Regions from separate parts of the Mus musculus genome. Here region 2 is linked to region 1. The links are chromatin loops, found by intact Hi-C in ENCODE. Cell type or tissue: heart. All regions are shown on one strand. Each heading gives the region's core, and the rest is flanking DNA. Links, peaks and the distances in the headings are about the cores only.

Region 1 (5,369 bases), core at 163-5,162:
TGGTTTTTTTTGTTTTTTGTTTTTAATTATCTGACTGCAAAGAAATTAGAACAGTGGTTTTCAATCTGTAGGTTGCAACCCCCTTGGGAATTTAAATGACTCTTTCATAGGGGTCTTCTGAGTTTTGGGAAAACATATTTACATTATGATTCACAACAGCAAAATTAAAGTTGGGGCTGGAGAGATGGCTCAGCGGTTAAGAGCTCTGACTGTTCTTTCAGTGGTCATGAGTTCAAATCCCAGCAACCACATGGTGGCTCACAATTATCTGTAATGGAATCTGATGCCCTCTTCTGGTGTGTTTGAAGGCAGCTACAGTGTACTCGAATAAATAAAATAAATCTTAAAAAAAAACCAATGCAGTATTTAAAAAAAAATACAGCTAAGGTAGCAACAAAAATAATTAGGAAGACTGACAACCACTAAATTAAAAGGTTTCTCCCTTACATTGGTGAGTGTGTGTGTGTGTGTGTGTAAGTAAATTTGATATTGTTGGAAAGGTAGGATTTCTGTTAGCTGCTGTTTAATTTGTTTAAACCTGATGTCCAATATTAAAAAAAACAAAACACAACAGAATGCTGAGTGGTGGTTGCACAAGCCTTTATTTCCAGCACTTGAGAAACAGGTAAGTGGATCTGAAGTCAGTGCCAGCCTGATCTGCAGAGTTCCAGGACAACAAGGGCTACATAGAAGAAACACTGGCTCTCAAAACAAGAACCCCAGAAGAATGTCAACATGTATCAATCAAAGAGGAAAGTAGAGGTATATAAATTTAAGACGAGGAAAGTGCAGATAGTGCAGCGGAAGGAAACATTAGATTCAGGGTCAGCTATATTCTGCCTCCGCAAATGGAAAGCTGCCTGCAACCCCATCCCCTTTGTTCACAAGGCTGAACAGAACTCTTCATTGACCTTGAAACTCATCTGTTCCCCTTTTGTTCTAGTTGCTTCAGAAACTCATTCGTTGATGTAGGGGCTCATTGTACACCGAAACATTCTTAAATCATTTAGGCTTCTGGATGTTAGTTTCTTTTCATCTTGTGTATTATAGTGTTCCCAGTGTTCATAGCTTCTCCCAACATTTGGTTGTATCTGGAAAGCTTTGGCAGCAAATTCCTTACCATAAATCTTGCTTTGCAAAGTTACTAGCTGAGCAACGTGACTGTTCTTGACGTTTACATATACTGGGGAAGGGGAAGTAGAAGGGAAGAGTGAGGAAGATTCTGCTTTTTAATGGAGCACTGAGCTCTTTTACCATTTTTTGCATTTTCAGTTGATTGTCATACACAGGAGTTCCTGACTCTTGGTACTTAAGCTCACCTGCTTTCCAGTCAGTTTCCAAGCTTTTCAACTCTCCAGCCCTAACCTTTGCCTCGATGTAAAGAAGAGTAAAAACATACTCAGTGGGAGGGGTCGGTACTTCTCTAGGATTAGAATTTTAAGTTCCTGGCAACCAGTGCAATGGCCCCTTTATTAGCTATAGTTTGTGTCTGTGACAAAATACTTCCCTCTCTGTGGCCTTTGGGATTGTCTTTTGTTCCACAATTATTTGCCTTTTGATGAGTTTTTACTTCCCAAATGTGTGTGCCATCCTCTTGTAGGGGCCATGTTAATGTTCTCTGGATCACTTGGGTTTTAGTTTAAAATGTGCTGCCAAAGGAAGGACATTTGATAAGTTTCTTAATGGTTATTAGACCGAATGCCCAAGTAGGTCCTTATTAAAATTTTTTTTGTAAATTTTTTAGTATATTTACATTTTTCCTTTTACTTTTCTTGATTATGGACCTAAAATTTCTGTTAACTGAATATCTGATTCTTGCTCTTTGCTGTGTTTCAATTCCTTACTGTACTTTCTAGTCCACTGATGTTTAGAATATGCCTTTACTTCGAAGAGCTGTTTCCTATCTGTGCCTTCAGCCCTTAAATGAAGAGAAGCTTATTTGAGGGCCAAAGTAATCAGGTAGCTGAAGGTTCCAGTTACAAGGTACTTCTTAAGGAAACGTGCTGTTGTATGTGCCTTCTCTGTCCTCCAAATCCAAGCCGGAGAAGGTTGGGGAGTGTTGAGTTTGTGAATGAGTCTTCTTGTAGATTGTGATTGTCAGATTTCTTTGGAAGTTTTTACGTATTTACTGTTTGAAGGGAAAAGGTGTAGGGGGTGGGAGCATTGGAGGAGCAAGGAGGCTAGGGGCAACATTTAATCAGGAAAATTTCCCATTTTCTAATGGTGCCTATTTTTTGTTGGGCTTCTTTCTATCTTGACACCTGTTTACTTACATCACAATAAACTTATTTCTGAGGGAGGAATGGGCTGGCTGCCCTGGATGGGAGAAAGAACTCTGGTATGTTATTAATGGAGTCTTTTTAAAGAATGGTTTTAATTCTTGCCCCCCCCCCCCCCCCCCATTTAGACACACCTGAAGTTCCAAAGCCCTCTGGAATTTGTGCTTGATAAACCCTGGCAGGCTTTGCTGAAGGCATTTACAGCGTTGTTTGTGCCTCAGGGGCAAAATACATCTATTTACCCTTTAGTTTAGAACTAAATAAATTCGTGTGTAATGTATTTGGAATAGCGCTGGCTACAGAGCTTTTTTTTTTTTTTTTTTTTTTTTTTTTTAGTATATTTAAAGCACCGAATGAGATATTGCTCCTGTCTTAAGATTTTGGTAGTGTGTCTGATCTGAGTTACTTCTATCCTTAAAGTAGTACTTGGGACAAGGAAAACACAATTGAAATCTAATACTTAAAATAATACTTAAAAAAATACTTAAAATTAGTTTTGCTTTCTCAAACTCCCCCTCACCTCGGATAACTTTGAACTAAATATCCACAGCCCCTGAAGCTATGCAGTTCTCTGCCCTGTTCGGAAGGACAGCACATTTAAAGGTTCCTTCTATGTAAAGGCCAGGATGATGCAACTAAAAATGCTTCCGAGTGGCGTTTGGAACCTCATGGTTCTCGATTTTTATTTTGCTAAAAATATCCAAATCTGAGACCCAAATAAGTTTTAGCATTCAGGACTCAGTGAGATTGAGACCCAACCCTTGACCCGCCCCTGCTGGCTGGGAGCTCAGGTTTCCGTCGCTTTGGTAGCAGAAGCCGGTTGCCCTCAACAAATATGGTCGCTGCGGTGCCGCCTGGGACTCAAGCTCAAGCTCACCGGGCCGGAACCACGTAATGCCAGAGGCGGGACTCGGCAGGCGGAGTGCCTCTCAGCAGAACAAGGTGAGGACTGACTGGTGAGCTGTCTCTGCAGACTGCCTCTGTGTTCCCTCGCCATGTGCGCATGGTGTCTGGCGCTGCTGGTGAGGATCCGGGGACCAAGGGAGTGAGTGGGGAATAGAGGGAGGTGGAGAGGGAGGGCATGGGCCGGGTCTCGGGGCAGGAAGGGTCAGTACTGCGTCTTCCCTACTCTGGCCTCTAAGCACTAGGCCAGCTGGAGCCTGTTTGATCCGGACTTGTTGGATCAGGCCCAGCGGTGCAGGTGGACATACCAGAATGGGAACCACACTCACGCAGAAACACTTCACCCCAGGCTCTCGCACCTTGTCATAGTCCAACAGCCAGGCTGGCCACCTGGTGTGGTGTTCTGGGTCCTTCCATCTTTTCCTTCAGAATGGGAACAGGAGGCCAGTTGGTTATCCCCTTTGTTCTATTGAAACATTGCTAAGTTGACATCACATGCAGAAATCAGACAGTCTTGATTGCTTGATATTCTAAACCCTGTGGAAATCAAGAGGCAACTCCTTAAAAGACTGTATCCGGGAGTGGCAGCGCACACCTTTAATCCCAGTATTTGGGAGGCAGAGAAAGGTGGATTTCTGTGAGCTCAAGGCCAGCCTGGTCTACATATTAAGTTCCAGAACAAGCAGGGTTATGTGGAGAAACACTGTCTCAAAACACAAACAACAATCCCCCCTCCACCACCACCCCCCCAAAAAAATCCAACAAGCCCCAAGAAAACAAAAATCATCTATTGAAGGAGTAAGAGGTGAGAGATCCTAGGATGACTAGTTTAGGAGAGCCTCTTGTTTGGACAGTTTGTGGATTTTTAATATTAAGCAGTTGTTTTTACATTAAAAAAATCAGTTCTTTGAGAATTTCATATCATGTGTTTGGTTCATATCCACCATGGATGACTCAACCAATCCCATACTCCACCCCTCCTTCAAGACTGCTTTGTACTACCCAAATAGTCTAGGATGTGTGGTCTTCCACTGAAGGGTGGGAGGGAGGCTACACTCCTAGAGAAAACTGTCTCTCCCTCTCCCAGCCGCTCAGAATTGCCAGCAGTTGCCATGCTGGCTTAGGCTTGCGCAGGGTTGGTGCATGCTGTGTCCAGAGGAGGTTTCATTGCAGGTCTTACCTTTTTTCCTTTCACAATGATCCCTGAGCCTTGTGAGAGTAACATATGAGTGTTACATATGTCCCTTTTAGGAATAAGAGTTATATGTAGTCTTTTAGTCTCTGCACCTTGGCCAGTTGTGAGTATTAACAACTGTGTTAATAACTATCTACTGCAATAGAAGCCTCTTAGATGAGGGTTGAAAATACATTCATTTATGGGTATAATAATAAGTCAGTTTACACTATCTAGCAGCATAAAGTGGTAAGTTTTCCCCTAGGGCCTATGACTTCCCTAGCATAGGTTCGTAGCCTAATAATGATGCCAAGTATGGGTTTCATCCTATGGAGTGGCACTTAAATCCTATATATATATATGTGTGTGTGTGTGTGTGTGTGTGTGTGTGTGTGTGTGAATGTTTGGTGGATGTGTAGTCAGTATGGGGGAAGGGGATGCCTCCGTGGGCCCATACTGAGGTCCCCCTGAGGGGCCAGCCACAAGACCACAGTATAGTATAGAATAGTTTATTCAGGGAATGGGGAGGGGAGTTGACAGGGTAGGAGAGACAGAAAAAGGGGCGGGGGGGGGGGAGGAGAAGGGAGGGGAGCGGAGGAGAGGAGAAGATGGCCATGAGCACGTGGAGAGGAATGGGGAGAGAGGGGGACTAGATGACAGAGGGAGAGCAAGAAGGCAAGAGCAAGAGAGAGTGAGGGGTCGAGCAGCTCCTTTTATAGTGAGCCAGGCATATCTGGCTGTAGCCAGGTAACTGTGGGGTGGAGCTTAGACAAAATGTTAATACCAACCGTAAAGTGGCTGGTTACTCCCATAGTATTTGTGCTGCTGTTGTACTGATGGGCATGTCTTGCCAGGCCAGTCATAATTGTAACTCCAAGGATTCACAGATACTATTGAAGATTGCTTTTCTCCTCTGTTAGCCTGCATAACACCTTGCAGAACTATGAAAATTAGCCAGGACAGCTGAAGCTTCTAGGTGTGTACGAGCTCCATTTCGCCATGTCCTATGACTC
Region 2 (5,369 bases), core at 212-5,211, 570 kb before region 1:
GCAGGTATGGGATGAGGTACATGGACATGTTGCTTGGTTCTTAGAGGTGAACAATAAAGAAGATGCAAAGAAGGAAGGAGGCAGATAATGTTGGTAACATCATTCTGGAAGAAGATTGTTAAAAAAAAAATTTTTTTTTTTTTTTTGGTTTTGGGTAAAGTCCAAAGGCTAGCAGCCATCTCTTCTCAACTAGAGTGGTAGCAAGAAGCCAGCTGCTATCTTGTTTGCATCCTGGAAAACACATTTGACCTAACTTATAATAATGAGGTCACTTTTCAAGAATTTGCCTCTTAGTCGACAGCAAGTGACAGTCTGCACAGAAATTAAGAGTCCTTTAAATTCTGAAGTTTTCTTAATCTTTCCTATTTCTCTACCAGTGATGAATTAAACACTCTTCCCTTTGCTCACTCACATTAACAATACTCATGTGAGTCATTAATGTTCTTTCCCCCAAAATATTTACACATAGTATTATCAGTGGAGGGGTAAACATGAGAACTCAATGTTTGTGAATACTGAGAAACAATGTTTGGTATTTTTTTTCTTAAGAGCCTAAGGCAGTTTGAGTTCTATACACTCTTGAAAAATTTTTTTTTTTTTTAAATCCACAACTGTCAATTTATCACAGTTAGACTTTTCGGCTTCTCGTGTACTAGACTTAAATTTAAGAGGTAATAATGGCTGAGGGGCACAAGCTCAGTTTTATATGGAGTCACTACAGAATGTCTCTGAATCTGACACCATTTTCCCACTTTCAAAATGAAAAGCTCGTAGCAATTTGTTCAAAGAGTAGATTAGTATTTATGCAAACAGATTGTTTCCACTGTAGAAATGCAATTGTAGCTGCCTCTCTAATTGTCCTCTATATACTTTTTTCTTGAGACAGGGTCTATGTGGCCTAAGCTAGCCTGGAACTCATACTGTAGATCAGGCTGGTCTTAGCACTTGTCACCACCACAATGCTAAGCATTTCCTCTTCTTTTGGGTGCGTTATCATTTTAGCAATTCAAGTTAGGAATCCAAGATATCCTATTGTTCACTGGGCCATTGGACCAGATAAAAACTGTTTTTAATTTTTTTTTTTTTCCTTTTTTGAAGACAGGGTCATCCTGTTTCAGTCTCCAGGGTACTGGATCAAAATTCCTACCTCACCTCTCTGGGCCTCAGTTCTTCCTACTGGGAAGTCTTTTTCCTGAAACAGGTTTCCTTTCCTTTAGGGACTTCCCTTAGTAACTCTGGCTGGCTTCTTGAGTCAAGCTTAGTTCTCACACTCTCAGGAAAACCTTTCTATACCTCTCGAAGCCAAAGGTCCTCCTATCAGGTTTCATTTTGACTAGACTTCCGTTCAGGAAGTTATACATCCCCTCTTTCCACATGAGGACTTCTAACATCTCAGAGGGTGAACTCTGAGCATCAAACATTCATACAATATTGAAAATTTCATGCAAAGTATCTCTCTCTCTTTTTAAAATAGGCCGGCTCTGGCTTGAGACTAGCGACACAGATATGGGTCACCGAGCTCAGCTGTTAGGCGCATAGCAAGAACCTTTGACTCCAAGCCCCGGGGGGCGATGGCTCTGAAGGAAAAGAAAGGGCTCCACACAGGCATAGCTGTAATAAGCTCGCAGGCGGGCTTCTTCCCTGCGCTGCACCGGTGGCCCTTCCACTCTTTCCGAGCTCCTCTGCCTCCCCTCATCCCAGCACCCGGCCGGCAGTCACTCCGAGCCGGGTCAGCATCCGGGTCCTCTCTCCCTCCTTACTGCTTCCTCCTCCGTACCGCCCCCTCCCCCGCTCCCCATCCGGGTCCCCCCTGCCACCGCGCTGTTGCTCACGGTTCCACGATGATCTCAGACTTGAAGCCGCCGCCGGTACGAGACTAGCAGTGCCCACATCGACTTCTCAATTTATTGTTCTGACTGCGGCTCTTCAAGAGGCTTCCTTGGAGCCCTCCCACTATTTCACACAGAAATCTCTGCCCTCCTCAGCGGCCAGCGACGCCGCAGCACTCAGTGCAAGAAAATACGCCATCCCTATCACACTGCGCAGGCGTCGTATGCCACCTCCCCTCTGCCTCATGGCCGCGCCTCCTTCCCCTCCCCTCTCTCGTCGAACGCAGGCAAGTGGGCATTGCGGTCTTGGTAGTTCTAATGTCCGTCAGTTTACCGATTGGCCTAGAAGACTGGACTACAATTCCCAGAAAGTATTGAGGGATAACTTTCTGTTTCCATAGAACTGGTGGGTAAATGGCGTCGTTGTTTGCATCGCTCAAACCAATAGAAACTTGGAAGAGGCGGGCTCCAAAGAATCCTACCCAATCCTAGGTCGTCTGAGAGGCATCCGGGAAAGAGGTAGGGGAGGGGCAAAGGGCCGAGGGGAGGGGAGAAGGGGCAGGGGGGCCAGAGAGGGGGGAAAGCGATGTTTGCCCGTCAGTCGAGTCCGGAGTGAGGAGCTCGGGCGCTGGAGCGGAGGGAGAGTCTCGAGCCGCAGTTTGCCGCCGCGACGGCCACCGCCTGGACTTCTGCCCGGAGGGAGCCGCTGAAGGTCGGCCGCCGTGTTCCTCTGGAGGGCTGTGAGACCGGGGCCCGGACCTCCGTCCGAGAGGGATTTTTTTGTCGCCCCCCTCCCCCCGCGAGGGAGCCGGAGCGGCCGCCAAACAAAGGTACCAGTCGCCGCCACGGGAGGAGGAGGAGTCGGAGCCGGAGTCCCGGCCGCCGGCGGACCCGCAGCTCCTTCGCTCTCTCTCCCCACAGGCCTGCTGGTGTTGGGGGTGGGGGGAGGCGGATCAGGGGGCTCTGGCCGCAGGGCTCAGACCTCGTCTGTGCCCGAGGTAGGGACATTCTTTTCTATGGGGGAAGCTCCGGGCCGGGCCGCGCATCGGGGCAGATGGCAACGGGGCTGAGTCGGCGCTCGCAGCGGGGCCTCGGCCTCCTGGGACCCCCGCCCCCCGCCGCGCCGAGCCGGAGCCGCCCTACCCGGGCCGCACCGTGGGCCCGGCGGCCTCGGGCCGCCGTGCTGGGAGCTGGATGTCCTCGGTGCCCGGTCCCGGCTCCCACTTGTGGGCCTTGGCTCGGGCGGGACGCGGGCGGACGCTGTGGGGCCGAGCCTCCGCAGCCCAAGGGCCCGCCGGTTCACCGAGGGCTCAGTCCGGGGGCTCCGGGCATCGCGGTTCCGTAGGCTTGGACGGTCGCAGCCGCGCTTCAGGCCGCGCCGGACCCTGGGCTTGTTGTGAGTTTTCTTCTGACAGAAATGGCGTCATCGTGGAGGACGGGGGAAAAGTCCGTGGAGTCGCGACAATGGGGCGGCGGGCGGTGGGGGCGGTAGGGGCGGTGGGATGGCGCGTGCCTGCTCGGGGCTCCTGGCCCCGCTCGGTGCCGCCCCCGCCCCTACGGCCTGGGGCGGGGGTGGTGGTGGTGCCGGTGGTGCTGACCCGGTGTCTTTGTTTCCCCTCCAGGTGCAGGTGAAGCTGGTGTCGCCGTGGGGATCGCGGCCCCAGAGTCACCATGAAGGTAAGGCGTCACTTAGCCAGTTTGAGTGGCTTTCGAATTCAGGAAGTGTCGGGGCTGTAGCAGGCCTGCGAGTTTTGCAGAGGCAGGTGTGTGTGTGTGTGTGTGTGTGTGTGTGTGTGGAGTGGCTCGGTGTGGAGCTTTCCCTGACAGGGTCAGCTGGAGCGAACATCCACAGGCTGTGTGTTTCGAAGTTATGGAGTCAGTTAGGAGATAACCTCACCCAAGCTGTTCAGGTTTCCCAAACAGAACAGCACCTTTTGCATGGAGCCGAAGGAACAACTGCACACATTAAAGCGTCTTAAATCGTAAAACGGAAAGCTGGTCTAGTAACCTGAATATTGAAACTGTAGTGGGTCTCTCTCTCTGTTCAATGATGAAAGGAAATGTCATTTGATTATGTGACCGGGACCGTAAATTTTAAGCAGAAAGCAAAATACTGAAGATGTTTAAAGCAGTTTGGTGCTCCTTCCCTAAAGAAACCCGAGTTGGCCTGCTGTGCCTTGTATTTCTAGGGACTTAGGTTTCTGTATGGTTTCTTTTTCTCACTGTTGGTGTACTGATCTTGGAGTTGACTCTTTTAAGATATGTTGTGTGTAATGGGCAGGTTGTACTGAAGTAAACATGTTGACCACAGAATAGCTTCTAAGAAATGTGTCTAAGAAGTAGTCTGTGTATTGATGGAATAAATCACAGCTGTTTTAGTTTTTTTTTTTTTTTCATATTGGTATGAAAAGCTTTAGGTATCTGAAAATATCTAGATTTAACTGTTGGAACTTTGATACTGGAAAATTTTTCTTTAAAATCTACTACAAATTCAGATATGCTTGGAAAGCGTGTGTATTGAAGTGTTAGAATGTAAATGACATCTACTTTTGACAGTTCTTTTGGGATTCTTTTTTTTTTTTAATTTAATTAATTTTTTTTTAAATTTTAATTAATCCAGTGAGGATTGCTTTTGTAGGACTGCATCCAGGTACAGTTTCAAAAGCTTCTGTTTGTAGACTACAAATGCTGTTGCCACTTTGTGTTTGTCTCTTGTACAAAGCAGTTTAGACCCTTTTAAAGGTTTTTTTTTTTTTTTTTTTTTTTTTTTTTTTTTTTTTTTTCCTCTTTTTGAGTTTGGGGCTCTGTAGAGGCTTGGCTTTTATTTTCTAAGTTCCTGTCTTTCATATGAATGAAAATGTAACCAGTGTTGTATGAGAGGTGGAACCTTTTTGTTTGTCACAGATGTACAACCTGTATGAAATAGTGAAAAGTGAGTGTCTTAGGGCAAAGTGAAGTTTTTAGGGAAAGCATATATCTGTCTTGTTGTTGGGTATGACTGGAGGAAAGCTTTAGGTTAACTGATAAATGTATACTGCACAATACATTTGGAAGCTGAATACATTTGGAATAAATGTTGTAATCTGTTAGTTCCTGTTGTGATGTCTGGCACATCTTAAATTCTCAGTAAATGTTTGTCTGAAAGGGAGGTACTGAGTTGAAGATGTCAATATGTTTTTGTTTTTCTTAATTTTCATTTTCTGTGTAAAAAAAACTTTTCTTTTTGAAGAGAAAAAAAGGAAGGAAGGAAGTAGGTAGGTAAGTCAGGTGTGAGGGTGCGTGACTGTTTCCACTTCCCATTGGTGGAAGGAGGATCAGTAGTTCAAGGACAGCCTGGGTTAGAGGCTAGCCTGGTCTACATATTGAGTTGGAGGGCAACAAGTCTACAGGAAACTGTTGTCCCCAACAAATAATCAAAATAACAATTAAAAATAAATATGTTGGAAACTTTAGCCTTAAAAGTTTCATGGTTTTAAACAAATTCTACTTTTGTGTGTATCTGTAACTGCTTTTAATATAAAGGTACTTTTTACTAGTAAT

What was found. Hi-C counts contacts between places; a loop is a spot of excess contacts. Peaks named below come from ENCODE experiments on the same cell type or tissue, not always from the same donor. Only the 100,000 strongest peaks of a DNase experiment are listed, where the experiment ranks them.
Region 2: a loop joins it to region 1, with 4 times the contacts of the local background. A loop is called at or near these places in 2 of 42 quality-filtered maps.

Annotation. Positions count from the first base shown.
Region 1 is chr13:14,627,064-14,632,432 of GRCm38, forward strand. It overlaps AW209491 (expressed sequence AW209491), which reads left to right and starts at 3,195. Exons shown (of 2, transcript NM_134067.4): 1 at 3,195-3,301. In heart, for the core only: a CTCF peak has its summit at 3,064; a DNase peak (open chromatin) is centred at 3,188; H3K4me3 peaks cover 1,512 bases; H3K27ac peaks cover 1,247 bases.
Region 2 is chr13:14,061,374-14,066,742 of GRCm38, forward strand. Ggps1 (geranylgeranyl diphosphate synthase 1) reads right to left here and starts at 2,115. Exons shown (of 4, transcript NM_010282.3): 1 at 1,833-2,115. It overlaps Arid4b (AT rich interactive domain 4B (RBP1-like)), which reads left to right and starts at 2,411. Exons shown (of 24, transcript NM_194262.2): 1 at 2,411-2,659; 2 at 3,452-3,506. The coding sequence starts at 3,501. In heart, for the core only: no CTCF peak of the experiment used is centred there; DNase peaks (open chromatin) are centred at 2,138, 3,348 and 3,508; H3K4me3 peaks cover 3,702 bases; H3K27ac peaks cover 2,760 bases.